Linked DNA regions of Homo sapiens: all the other regions are linked to region 2. Evidence: chromatin contacts called from ENCODE Hi-C or POLR2A ChIA-PET data. All regions are on one chromosome and are shown on one strand. Each heading gives the region's core, a stretch centred on a gene start or an enhancer-like site at or near the end of the contact. The rest is flanking DNA. Distances are from core to core; before and after follow the strand shown.

What was found. Hi-C counts contacts between places; a loop is a spot of excess contacts on that map. ChIA-PET counts read pairs that join two places held with the same protein, here RNA polymerase II (POLR2A). Pooled maps may share reads with other maps.
Region 1: a pooled map shows a loop between it and region 2 (3-fold over the local background). The contact joins the promoter of LINC01766 here to the promoter of LINC01531 in region 2. A Hi-C loop is called at or near these places in 3 of 50 pooled maps. POLR2A ChIA-PET finds 5 or more read pairs at or near these places in 6 of 52 experiments (GM12878, H1, HEK293 and 3 more).
Region 3: a loop to region 2 is called in a pooled map, with 4 times the contacts of the local background. The contact joins the promoter of ETV2 here to the promoter of LINC01531 in region 2. A Hi-C loop is called at or near these places in 3 of 50 pooled maps. POLR2A ChIA-PET finds 5 or more read pairs at or near these places in 2 of 52 experiments (HEK293T and Panc1).
Region 4: a loop to region 2 is called in a pooled map, with 3 times the contacts of the local background. The contact joins the promoter of FXYD5 here to the promoter of LINC01531 in region 2. A Hi-C loop is called at or near these places in 4 of 50 pooled maps. POLR2A ChIA-PET finds 5 or more read pairs at or near these places in 2 of 52 experiments (HEK293 and activated CD8-positive, alpha-beta T cell).

The regions. Positions count from the first base shown.
Region 1 is chr19:35,596,583-35,599,962 of GRCh38, forward strand. It overlaps LINC01766 (long intergenic non-protein coding RNA 1766), which reads left to right and starts at 1,313. Exons shown (of 3, transcript NR_110750.1): 1 at 1,313-1,375. RefSeq lists an enhancer at 70-209.
Region 2 is chr19:35,403,646-35,406,966 of GRCh38, forward strand. LINC01531 (long intergenic non-protein coding RNA 1531) reads left to right here and starts at 1,962. Exons shown (of 5, transcript NR_040046.1): 1 at 1,962-2,036; 2 at 2,940-3,321.
Region 3 is chr19:35,639,842-35,643,031 of GRCh38, forward strand. It overlaps ETV2 (ETS variant transcription factor 2), which reads left to right and starts at 1,904. Exons shown (of 7, transcript NM_014209.4): 1 at 1,904-2,315; 2 at 2,593-2,689; 3 at 2,774-2,857; 4 at 3,124-3,190. The coding sequence starts at 2,620. RefSeq lists an enhancer at 2,060-2,775.
Region 4 is chr19:35,152,810-35,156,223 of GRCh38, forward strand. FXYD5 (FXYD domain containing ion transport regulator 5) reads left to right here and starts at 1,926. Exons shown (of 9, transcript NM_014164.6): 1 at 1,926-2,000; 2 at 2,742-2,802. The coding sequence starts at 2,742. It overlaps FXYD7 (FXYD domain containing ion transport regulator 7), which reads left to right. Exons shown (of 6, transcript NM_022006.2): 6 at 1,085-1,493. The coding sequence ends at 1,107. RefSeq lists enhancers at 894-1,758, 2,697-2,866.

The sequences.
Region 1 (3,380 bases), core at 63-2,562, 190 kb after region 2:
CTCCAATTGGCCAGTAGAAGTAGAGAGACAGGCTAGGAGGCGGGGCCTGCCTGGCCGCCATGGTAATCCCCTGTGGTTGGTGATCAAGGAAGAGCATAGTGCCAGACCTAGGTGCCCTCCTGGGAATGTTCCAGGAGGGCAGGAGTAGGAGGAGGAGTGTTAGAGTAGAGGGGAAATGATGAGAGCAGAAAGGGTATCATAAAGGAACCTCAGGGGTGATATAAGTGGACACAGACATATGTCACAAGGGCACGGGTTTAGAACAGGAAGGCTGTTGTACGTGGTTGGAGAGGGAGTTCAAAGAGTCAGAAAGCTGGTTTCAGAAGTTGAGAGGTGTTAGAGGGAGACAGGGCAGGACTTTGTAAGGTGACAAAGAAGTAGAGACTGAAACCCTGTCTCTACTACAAATACAAAAATTAGCCGGGCGTGGTGGCGGGCGCCTATAGTCCCAGCAAGAGGAGTGAATAGGTGGTCAAATAAGGTCTTAGAGGAGCTAAAGGGGCAGGGAGCTTATGGGCGAACAGGAAAGGTTTACAGCAGGACCCCGCAGGATTCATAGGGACGAAGTAAAGGATATTATAAAAGGAACAGTGAGAGAGCTAACAGAAGTTTTACTTTGGGGGGCAGAGGTGGGAGGATCACCTGAGCCCAGGAATTCAAGACCAGCATGGGCAACATTGTAGCAAAACCCCATCTCTACCAAAAGAAAAAAATTTTTTTTTTTTTTTTTTTTTTTTGAGAGAGTCTCGCTGTGTCACCCAGGCTGGAGTGCAGTGGCAGGATCTTGGCTCACTTCAACCTCCACCTCCCGAGTTCTGCCTCAGCCTCCCAAGTAGCTGGGATTACAGGTGCGTGCCACCACGCCCGGCTAATTTTTGTATTTTTAGTAGAGACGGGGTTTCACTATGTTAGCCAAGGTGGCCTCAAACTCCTGACCTCAGGTGATCCGCCCACCTCGGCCTCCCAAAGTATTGGGATTACAGGCGTCAGCCACCACACCCAGCAAAACAAAAACAAAACAAAACAAAATTTTAGTTAGCTGGGCCTGGTGGTGTGCACCTGTAGTCCCAGCCACTCAGGAAGCTGAGGCAGGAGGATCACTTGAGCCCAGGAGTTTGAGGCTGCACTGAGCTATGATTGTGCCTTTGCACTCCTACAGCCTGGGAGAGAAGACCCTGTCTCTGAAAAAAAAAAAAAAAAAAAAAAAAAAACAGAAGACAAAGAAGTTTTACAGGGTGAGAGTTTTATAAGGGAACAGTGAATTTATAATGAAGGTTTTATACCCAAACACAGGTCCAGTCACTCCACGCTTGCAGAGTCCAATTAACAAGAGCAAGTTCTGGTAGAAAGAAGGTGACTTTATTCCAGAGCTCAGGTGAGGGGAAGAGGTACAGGTTCCTGCCTTAAGGGTATTGCTTCAGCTTTCAGGACAGAAAGCAGGGACTTTTAAAGGGGGGCTTGATGTGAATGACATAAAGGTGGGGGGCAAGGAGGTGTGGGGTCTATGTGACATGCTTTGATGTCTTATCTATCAGGTGTTCTAGCTGTCACCATCGTGAGAAGAGAAATTGACCATTGTCTCAAGGCAATCTGATGGGAGAGAATTCTGGGGGTGCCTGATTTGTTTCAAGGTTCAGTCCCTGGAACTTCTAAGTAAACATATTGTTAGATAAGCTTGCCATGTAGGGAGGTTACAGTTGCATTCCTAAAGAGTTAAGTAGGAGATGGGGGGAAAAGAAAAAGGAAAAAAATCCTTTTTTTTCTTTAAAAATGGGGTACTCTGGCCAGGCACAGTGGCTCAAACCTGTAATCCCAGCACTTTGGGAAGCTGAGGCAGGCAGATCACAAGGTCGGAAGTTCAAGACCAGCCTGGCCAACACAGTGAAACCCCGTCTCTACTAAAAATACAAAAATTAGCCGGGCGTGGTGGCAGGTGCCTGTAGTCCCAGCTACTTGGGAGGCTGAGGCAGGAGAATCGCTTCAACCCACAAGGCGGAGGTTGCAGCTGAGCTCACGCCACTGCACTCCAGCCTGGGCGACACAGCAAGACTTTGTCTCAAAAAAAAAAAATGTGGTACTCAATTACAGTTTCCCACTGTCAAATTCCATTCCATTTCTATGGGATTTGGATGCCACATTCATGCTGGCTACTTCCTGCTGAAAGAGGGCATTGTGATTAGTCATCAGAATGGAACCGATCCACTTGGAGTTGGAAATATTTATGAGTAGTTGGACCAATATGGTGTAAGGTCTGGAAAGTCTCTGGGGAAGTCTGTCTTGCATTCCCATATAGAAGGTGAAACAGCAGAAAAATCCACAGCAGAGAAGTATGTCTATCATTGCAACTAGGGCCAAAGTTGTAAATAGCTTCTTTCCAGGTGAGAACAGTCCTCACCTGCAACAGGATGCCAACCATTGACCTGGTGATAATGTGGGGTCAGACATAGCTTTGATTTTTAGGTGCATGTCTCTCAGGGCTATTGAGACATTTACTGAATTATCTGAGATGTGTACACAGCATTTAGTCTTAATTGTCAGGCACATTCCCAGCTGTCAATTGTACCTGGAGCTCCTGTGGAGATATGATGACAGGGTGGTTAAACACATATATTTAACAGGTTACAAGAGGAGCTATGGGCCGGGCGTGGTGGCTCACGCCTGTAATCCCAGCACTTTGGGAGGCCGAGGTGGGAGGATCACTCAAGGCCAGGAGTTCAAGACTAGCCTGGCCAACTACCAGACCGATGAACTCAGTCTCTACTAAAAATACAAAAATTAGCGGGCATAGTGGTGCACACCTGTAATCCCGGCTCCTCAAGTGGCTGAGGCATAAGAATTGCCTGAGCCCAGGAGGCAGAGGCTGCAGTGAGGCGAGATCGTGCCACTGCCCTCCAGCCTGGGTGACATAGTGAGACTTTGTCTCAAAAATAAAAAATAAGTAAATAAGAAAGGGCTGGGTGTGGTGGCTCATGCCTGTAATCCCAGCACTTTGGGAGGCCAAGGCAGGTGGGTCACCTGAGGTCAGGAGTTCAAGACCAGCCTGGCCAACATGGTGAAACCCCAACTCTACTAAAAATACAAAAATTAGCTGGGCATGGTAGCACATGCCTGTAATCCCAACTACTCAGGAGGCTGAGGCACGAGAACTGCTTGAACCCAGGAGGCAGAGGTTGCAGTGAGCTGAGATCACACCATTGTACTCCAGCCTGGAGAAAAGACTGAGACTCTGTCTCAGTAAATAAATAAGAGCGATACAGAGGCCAGGCATGGTGGTTCACACCTATAATCCTAGCACTTTGAAAGATCAAGGCAGAAGGATCATTTAAGGCCAGGAGTTCACGACAAGCCTGGGCAACATAATGAGATTCCATCTCTACAAC
Region 2 (3,321 bases), core at 712-3,211:
AACAGCTCCTAACTAAAGTCAGCACTTTACAGCTGGCTCCAGTGCACTCTCCCTGTGGCTGCAGGCAGAGCAGCCAGGGCCCCTCCTCCAGCCTCCTCCCACCTCAGAGCTTCAGAGCTTCAGACATCCTTGGTGCTGAGGCCTAGGTTCCATGAGGTCAAAGGGAGAATTCAGGCCGGGCACAGTGGCTCACGCCTGTAATTCCAACACTTTGGGAGGCCAAGGTGGGTTGATCACCTGAGCTCAGGAGTTCGAGACCAGCCTGACCAATATGGTGAAACCTCATCTCTACTAAAAATACAAAAATTAGCCAGGTGTGGTGGTGAGTGCCTGTAATCCCAGCTACTCAGGAGGCTGAGTCAGGAGAATGGCGTGAACCCAGGAGAATGGAGGTTGCAGTGAGCCGAGATCGCCTCTGCACTCCAGCCTGGGCAACAGAGTGAGACTCTGTCTCAAAAAAAAAAAAAAAAGGAGAATTCAGACTAAGCTGTTTTGCAGCATCCCAAGGCTGTGTTGACCTCACGTACAGCTGCATCATGGGAGTGGGCGGTGCGACATCTCAAGTCCAACTCAACCGAGCCATGGTTCAGGCTAAGTTCCCGCTGGTGCCCCTACCTGGAACGCTCTTCAGATAGTGGCTCCTTCTCACCCATTCAAATGTCCCAGGCCTTTCCTGACAGGCCCTGCCCATCTCTCTCTCTCTCTCTCTCAATTTCCCTGCTTGCTTTTTGTTGTTGTTGTTGTTGTTGTTTGATTTTTGGTCCTTTTTTTTTTTTTTTTTTGAGGCAGAGTCTTCCTCTGTCGCCCAGGCTGGAGTGCAGTGGCATGATCTCGGCTGACTGCAATCTCTGCCTCCCAGGTTAAGGTGATTCTCCTGCCCCAGTCTCCTGAGTAGCTGGGATTACCAGTGCCCGCCACCATACCTGGCTAATTTTTGTATTTTTAGTAGAGACAGAGTTTCACCATGTTGGCCAGGCTGGTCTCAAACTCCTGACCTCAAGTGATGTGCCCGCCTCAGCTTCCCAAAGTGCTGGGGTTACAGGCATGAACCCCACCACGCCTAGCCGATTTATTTTCTTTCCCTTTTTTTTCCCCCAGACAGGACCACTGGATTGGAGTGGTGCCATCATAGTTCATTTTAATTTCCAACTCCTAGGCTCAAGTGATCCTCCCGCCTCAGCCTCCTGAGTATCTAGGACTACAGGTGTGCACCACCATGCCTGGCTAATTTTTTATTTTTATCCTTTTTTGTAGAGACAGGGGATCTCACTATGTTGCCCAGGCTGGTCTCAAACACCCAGCCTTAAGCAATCCTCCTCCTGCCTCAGCCTCCTAAGTAGCTGGGATTATAGGTGTGAGCCACCATGCCTGACTTTTTATCTCACTTTTTGTAGAGACGGGGTATCGCTATGTTGACCAGGCTGGTTTTGAACTCCTGGCCTCAAGCAGTCCTCCTGCCTGGGCCTCCCAAAGCGTTGAGATCACAGACGTGAGCCACCTTGCCTGGCCTACTTCCTTTCTTCCTGTAAAATTGCCTTGTTGGTTTGTCTACTTGTTTTCTGTTCATCCTGTTCACTCTTGTCTCCAGCTCCTAGAACAGTACCTCACACAGAGTAACGGCTCCATGTGTTTTGTGACAGGGAAGCAGACAGTGTGGCTTGTTGGAGAGGAGCCACATACCCCCGCCCCCCGATTCATACATGGTGTGACTCAGCCCGAACCATTGCTCAGTTGAGTTGGATTTGAGATGATGCACTGCCCACTCCCGTGATACAGCTGTGTGTGAGGTCAGCACAGTCTTGGGGTGCTGCCAGACAACTTAGTTTGAATTCTCCCTTTGACTCATTGGAACCTAGACCTCAGCACCAAAGATGTCCCCATACCAGTAACCCGGGCAACAGAATGCAGATAAAGGACAGGAGACAAAAGGCGCAGGTTCTGACACATTCTTTGCTTGTGTCATCAGCTAGCAAGTATTCACAGGCACATCCAACCTCCATCCTTACATTCCACAAGGATTTGAGTGTCTGTTATAGGCAAGGGACAATGCTAGGTTTTTTTTTCTAAAAACAAACTTGGGGCTGGGCATGGTGGCTCACACTTGTAATCCTAGCACTTTGGGAGGCCAAAGCGGGTGGACTGCCTGAGCTCAAGAGTTCGACAACTCTTGGTAACATGGTGAAACCCCGTCTCTGCCAAAAATACAAAAAATTAGCCAGATGCAGTGGCGTGCACCTGTGGCCCAGCTTCTCGGGAGGCTGAGGTGTGAGGATCACTTGAGCCCGAAAGGTGAAGGCTGCAGTGGGCCGCGATTGCACCACTGAACTCTAGCCTGGGCAACAGAGTGGGACCCTGTCTCAAAACAACAACAACAAAATAAGAAAGAAAGAAAGAAAAAGCGGAAGTGAGAGATGGATGTGCGTGTAGTCGTGTGGGATAATTGCCCATGGGAAGGAAACAGAATTCAACCTCTTGGAATGTAGGGGGAGGAGGAAGCCTGAAAAAACTGTTCAAATTTGGATTCTGGGCTGAGCACAGTGGCTCACGCCTGTAATCCCAGCACTTTGGGAGGCAAGGCAGGCGGATCACTTGAGGTTCGGAGTTCGAGACTAGCCTGGCCAACATGGTGAAACCCTGTCTACAAAAAATACAAAAATTAGTCGGGCGTGGTGTTGCACACCTGTAATCCCACTACTTGGAAGGCTGGGGTAGGAGAATCACTTGAACTAGGGAGGCAGAGGTTGCAGTGAGCTGAGATCGCACCACTAAACTCCAGCCTGGGTGATAGAGCAAGACTCTGCCTCAAAAAAAAAAAAATTGGACTCTGGGTGAAATAAGTCTGTTGGGGACAAAATCTGGTGGGAGACCCAGAAGGTCAAGCTGCTTTAGAAAGAGCTCAACCACTGACTTTCCTCTTTTTGACCACATGACTCTTCCAGGTATAAAAGCCTGCCGTTGGTGGAAAAGGAAAAGGTGGTCCAGTTAGACAAGATGCCACCGGCTTCTGAAACCAGACATCTTTGAAAACCCACCCATCTACCTGCAGGAAAAGGCAAGGGACCTGACCTCGCCTGGGCTCAGGGAAGAGGTTGCTGGGATCATAACCCCAGGAAGAGACGGGATGGAAGGAGAGCATGCAGGGAGCAGAGGACAGGCTACTCTCCAAGGAGGAGAGGGAAGAGGCCACAGAAATGGAAAAGGGGCCAGGACAAGTCAGTGGAGAGATGGTCAGGGCCTGGCGAGGAGGAGCAGGACAAAAGCGGTGGAGCTCAGCCCCGTGGCGGCAGGGCCACTCCCATTCATCTGGTCCTCTACTTCTGA
Region 3 (3,190 bases), core at 654-3,153, 240 kb after region 2:
ACAAGGAGATGAGATAGGAACACTCAAAGACAGATGGGGAGGGACAGAGATGTCAGAAGAGACCAGGTGACAAAGCCTCACTGGAGTCAGGCCCGTGGCAACAGAGACCCAGCTTTAGATATGCCAACCTGAAGAAAGAGGGCAGAGAGACATGGAGAGACAGACAAGAGGCCAGCTTCAAGGATGGGAAGCCAGGACTCCCTTCAGGCCTCCGCGCTGGACGGATAGAGGGACCAGTGATGCTCCAGGGCTCTGTGGCTTACCCCACACTGATTCCAATCCCAGTCCCACTCCCACTCCATGGGACCCCCGGTTTACTTTACTGTAAAATGGAAGGAGGAGCAATGCCACCCGCTCTCCAGAACGGCAAGTAGTTAATGATCAAGAGGCTGGGCTGGGGACTGGAAGATGCCGATATGCAAAAGTTATTTTTAATGGTAAATATTACATACTTATTAAAATACAGCAGGATGGCTGGGCACGGTGGTGGCTCATGCTTCTAATTACAGCACTAAGGCTAAGGCAGGTGGATAGCTTGAGGCCAGGAGTTTGAGACCAGCCTGGCCAACATGGCAAAACCCCATCTCTACTAAAAATGCAAAAATTAGCCTAGGCATGGTGGCTCACGCCTGTAATCCCAGCACTTTGGGAGACCGAGGCAAGTGGATCACTTGAGGTCAGGAGTTCGAGACCAGCCTGGCCAACATGGCAAAACCCCATCTCTACTAAAAATGCAAAAAATTAGCCGGGCATGGTGGTGCTTGCCTGTAATCCCAGCTACTTGGAAGGCTGAGGCACCAGAATTGCTTGAACCCGGGAGGCAGAGGTTGCAGTGAGCTGAGATCGCACCACTGCACTCCAGCCTGGGCGACAGAGTGAGACTCCATCTCGAAAAATATTTTATATATATATAGGACACCCAGTTATTGAATTTTACGTGAACAATTTTATAGTTTAGGTATGTCCTAAATATTTCATGTATGTATGTATATGTTACATGTATAGCTGTGGTTTTTTGTTGTTTTTTGCTGAATTATTTGAGCAAGTTACAGACTTTTTTTTTGTTGTTTCTTTTTTTGAGATGAAGTTTCGCTCTTGTTCCCCAGGCTGGAGTGCAATGGCATGATCTTGGCTCACTGCAACCTCCATCTCCCTGGTTCAAGCAATTCTCCTGCCTCAGCCTCCCGAGTAGCTGGGATTACAAGCACCCGCCACCACGCCTGGCTAATTTTTTGTATTTTTAGTAGAGACAGGGTTTCACCATGTTGGACAGGCTGATCTAGAACTCCTGACCTCAGATGATCCACCCGCCTCAGCCTCCCAAAGTGCTGGGATTACAGGCGTGAATCACCGCGCCCAACCACAAGTTACAGACATTATAACATTTCATCTCTGAGTTCATTTTCTAAATGATATCTTTCCTCCTGAATACCATTATCAAATCTAAGAAAAGAATTCTATGATATTTCATATTCAGTTCATACTCCAGTTTCCCCAATTGTCCTAAACTATTACAGCGCGGAAGGGCATGGGGTCTGGAGAAGGAGAGCAGTGGGAGGATGCCTGCCTTACCTTCCCCCTTCATCAAATGAGAGTATGTATTGTACTTGCCTCATAGAAGGATTCAATGAAGGGGTATGGCACAGTTGGTTTCACACAATGAGCCCTCATTTAATGTTGGCCGTTATTGCTACTATTGTTATTGTTGAAATTGTTGATGTCAATATTGCTATGATTGGCACTCCTGGGAAGCAGCCCCAGGACGCCCTCCCTACTGGGCCTGGTGGAGGATTGGGTGGGCCTTCACTCCTGCTCCACGCCCCCGCAGTTACTCTGCCGATTGTGACGTCAGCTGACGCTGGGGGCGGGTGGGGGAATCTGGCCGGAAATCCCTCTTCCTGTTGCAGATAAGCCCAGCTTAGCCCAGCTGACCCCAGACCCTCTCCCCTCACTCCCCCCATGTCGCAGGATCGAGACCCTGAGGCAGACAGCCCGTTCACCAAGCCCCCCGCCCCGCCCCCATCACCCCGTAAACTTCTCCCAGCCTCCGCCCTGCCCTCACCCAGCCCGCTGTTCCCCAAGCCTCGCTCCAAGCCCACGCCACCCCTGCAGCAGGGCAGCCCCAGAGGCCAGCACCTATCCCCGAGGCTGGGGTCGAGGCTCGGCCCCGCCCCTGCCTCTGCAACTTGAGCCTGGCTGCGACCCCTGCTCTGACGTCTCGGAAAATTCCCCCTTGCCCAGGCCCTTGGGGGAGGGGGTGCATGGTATGAAATGGGGCTGAGACCCCCGGCTGGGGGCAGAGGAACCCGCCAGAGGTGAGCGATGAACTGAGGACTAGATGCCTGGGTGTCTGGGTTAGGAAGGACCTGGGGGACTAGACTCCCAAGAAGCCGGGGGCCTGGACTCCTGGGTCTAACAGAGGAAGAGAGCTGGGGTCCCTCACTCCCAGGACCAAGATTTTAGGCTCCTGGGGAAGGAGGGAGCGGAGGCCTGGACTCCTGGCTCTGAGGGAAGCTAGGGCTGGGGCCCAGACTCCAGGGCCTCCAAGTGTCACCAGCTCACCCATTGCCATCTGGACTTTTCCCGACCCAGAACATTCAGAAGGCCTTCATCGCATCCATGGACCTGTGGAACTGGGATGAGGCATCCCCACAGGAAGTGCCTCCAGGGAACAAGCTGGCAGGGCTTGGTAGGCTGCCGAGGCTGCCACAACGTGTGTGGGGAGGGTGTCCAGGTGGGGCCTCTGCTGACCCTAACCCCTTATCGCCTGCAGAAGGAGCCAAATTAGGCTTCTGTTTCCCTGATCTGGCACTCCAAGGGGACACGCCGACAGCGACAGCAGAGACATGCTGGAAAGGTGGCTGCGGGCTGGGACCCCTAAGTGCTGGAGAAGAAGCGGGGAGGCTGGGATCCTAGGGCAAAGGGAGGAGGGGGGCGTGCCTAGGTTCCTGGGACTGGGTGGGGAGGGGCCGCGTGCTTGACCCCTGAGGGTGAAGGAAAAGGGGGCGCGGGGTGCTGAAATACGGGCTGGGGGGCCATAACTCCCAGTCCCTGACAAGTAGAGACTAGAGAGTGGGTAGTTGAGGGGTCTCTTTCATTGCTCACAGTCCTCCCTAAACTCAGGTACAAGCTCATCCCTGGCAAGCTTCCCACAGCTGGACTGGGGCTCCGCGTTACTGCACCCAGAAGT
Region 4 (3,414 bases), core at 676-3,175, 250 kb before region 2:
CTCTTTGAGGCTGTTAATTTTAATTATGTAAAAATAACTTGACCTGTTTTTAGTGGAAATGCAGCCTTTCTGGAGACTTGTAAAAGAACAGAAATGGGAATTTCTGTGTCTCTTATAAAGTTCTTATAACTAAAAAAAAAAAAAAAAAAAAAAAAAATGCGGGAGGGGGACACGGGTTATTCAATGGTTGAGAAGTATTTGGTGTGGAATTTGTTTCACGTTCCTTTTTTTTTTTTTTTTTTTTTTTTTTTTTGAGACAGAGTCTTGCTGTGTCCTCTGTTGCCCAGGCTGGAGTGCAGTGGCACGATCTCAGCTTATTACAACACTGCAACCTCTGCGTCCTGGGTTCAAGCGATTCTCCTGCCTCAGCCTCCCAAATAGCTGGGACTACAGGCACACACCACCACACCCGGCTAATTTTTATATCTTTAGCAGAGATGGTGGTTCACCATTTTGGCCAGGCTGGTCTCAAACTCCTGACCTCAAACGATCCGCCATCCTCGGCCTCCCAAAGTGCTTGGATTACAGGCGTGAGCCACAGCGCTTGGCCTGTTTCATGTTTATTTAATGAGTTTTAAAACATGAACAAGGCACTTATGGATGCGTGGGGCAGCATGGGGGTTGGCCTTGTCACCTGGGGCACAGCTGAAGACTTTGCACAGGTTTCTGGTCTATCCTAGGTGAATGATGGTCTGCAGCGGGTGGGGAATGGGGGACTTCCCGTTGTATCCAAATGTTCAGGACAGGGAGTGTAGGAAAGGAGTGAGGGTGTAGGAGGAGATTGCAAATGGGAAGGGAGATGGGGACTCCCTTTCTGGCAGGCGGATAGCCCCAAAAGCCCAGGTTGGGTCTGGGGTCGCCAGCCCCGTAGCAGGTGTTTCTCTCCATGACAGCAGCCAGGAGGTGTCCCCAAGGGAACAAGACATTAGAGTGTGGGAGGCAAGACAGCTCCTCAGTGTTAGCTCTGGGGTGACAGTCCCTGGGGTCTGGCTTCCATGGTGCCGGGGAATGGAGAGCCAACGAGCTGTGGGGAGGGAGGCAGTTTCCACCTTTCTAGTGGCTCACGCACCCCCTCTCTCCCCAGCCCCTGGTGGCGGCGGCGTGTAACACCTTCCCGAGGAAACTCCGCTGCCGACCCTGCCTGAGCGCGGGAGCCTGAGGACCGGGTGGAGGCGGTGGGGACCCAGCCGCGCGCCGGGAGCGCTCCCCGGAATGAGCCGCCCCACCCACCCCAAGGCTGGAGCCGCTGCACCCTGCTGTCCCTCTCCAGGCCTTGGCAATGACGATCCCCCAAAGAGCCCGTCTGCACCCCAGACCCAGGGCCTCAGGCCTCCAGCTCCTGGGATCCGGGAGTCCATCCCGGCCCAGCACCCCCAGCATCCCCGTGTATGGCCCCCCTGCACCTCCTTGTCTCATCCCCGAAGATCCGTCCCCCTGGCCCCTCAGTGTCCATGTCTTGAGCTTAATAAATGTGCATTTGGTTTTTTCCTCTGTTCTGTCTGTGTGTTCTCATCTGTGGGGCACGGTGTGGGTAGGGGTGCAGAACTGAACCTGGGGTAGCTCTCCCCTGCGTGCCCGGAGTCGCCCCCTCTTCATTCTCCTCCCCCAGTGCCCCGAGATGCCCCCCTTCAATCCCTTCTCCTTCCTCAACACCTCCGGATTTGTCCTTTCCCTTCCTCCAGCGACCCCAGAATAGAGCCCTCCCGTTTCTCCCCCTGCTCTCTCAGAGGCGTCCACTCACCCTAGACCTGCCTGCCCCATCCCCGTTCCCACCCTCTCCCACCACTATGCCCTCACCCCTGCCCCCCGTCGCCCTCAGCGATTCCCCCTCCTGCTCCCACCCCGGGCTCTGAAGCCAGGAAACCCAAGAGGAAATGACTGAGCCCGTCTGGGTCCCCGCCCGCTCGCGCTCCCCTGGCCACACCCTCCGCCTGGACGCAGCAGCCACCGCCGCGTCCCTCTCTCCACGAGGCTGCCGGCTTAGGACCCCCAGCTCCGACGTAAGTCCCTCTCGTGCGCCACCTCCATCCGCTGCCCCTCTGCCCACGGGCCGGGCTCAGGTGGGTAGGGGTTTGACCCCTTCCGCTCCTCTCCGCCCCCCATCCACGCCCACATCTCTCTGCCTCCTCTCCTGGGCTACAGTGGGCCGCTCTGCCTCGCTCCCGCCCGCCTGCCTCAGTCTCCCCAGCTCTCTGCCACCCCCCTCGGACCAGTGCCTCTTAGGTCTCTCCAGCGCGCCATCCCTGCAAGGCGGCCCCTGACACCAACTCACTTTTTCCTCTGAGCGCGGGAGGCGTTACTCACTCTTCCTCCTTCCCCTCCTCGCCGACTCCCGGGCTCTGGGCCCCTGGGGGAGGGAAGAGGCCTCCTATCTACTCCTCTGCCCCAGTCCCCTCCTTGCGTCAGTCCCAGTGAGGGATAAGCGCCTGGCGGAAGGCGCAGGGAGGTGTTTCTCTGCTTCAGGAGTGCCCGCCGGCCCTTGCAGCTGCTGGAAGACCCATTTATCTCATGCTTCTTGTTTTCTTTGGGGACCTGCAGGGGAAGGAAGCAGGGTGACGGTTTGGTATCCCCACCTAAGACCCTCCCCTTTCCCCTGAGGCCAGCCGTCAGCCCCTGGCAGGGGGTCTTGGAAGCCAGAGGTTTTTGCTCAGGGCAGGGAAAGGGCTGCAGGATCCCCGGGGGCTGCCGGAGGTCGGTCTCACTGACATCATGGCTGACCCCAGCATCGCCTGGTCCCACAGATGTCGCCCTCTGGTCGCCTGTGTCTTCTCACCATCGTTGGCCTGATTCTCCCCACCAGAGGTAAGACCCATCTCTGGCCTCCACCCTGCCCCAGAGCCCCCAGCCAGGCCAGCCCCACGTGTGCTGCGGGGTGGGTGGTTGGCCCGTGTGAACGTTGTCCTGCCCTGTCACCCTCCCGCTGAGCCGGCACCAGGAAGTGGGGATCCCTATGGCGGGGCGACGTTACACCCTCTTTGGACACCTCAGACCCGGGTGGCTGCTTCCAGTGAGTCTGGCCAGGGCCTGTCCTGCTGAGCATCCTCCAATTTCACCTCCAAGAAGAACTCACTGAGTTTCATTTGGCGGGGAGATTGGTGTCGGTTTTCTACTCAGCAGCCAGGAAACCTAGGCTCCCAGAGTCCCCAGGCATTACACAGTTAGGCAAAGCTGTTGAGCTGGGGTTAGTCCAAAGAGTTGGCAACATCTCAGCCTTGCCTGGAAAGTGTCTCCTGAAAGATGGGAACCACAGGGGGGTATTGATCGTTCTTTCTGTGTGGCAGGTGTGGTGTGTGTTAGGTCAGTTAGGCTTTGCCTCTGACAGTCAGTCACACCTGTTGTCTTGCCCATTTTACTGATGAGGAAACTGAGGCTCAGCGAAGGGAAGTGCCCTGTGTCAGAGGAGAATGGGTGGAG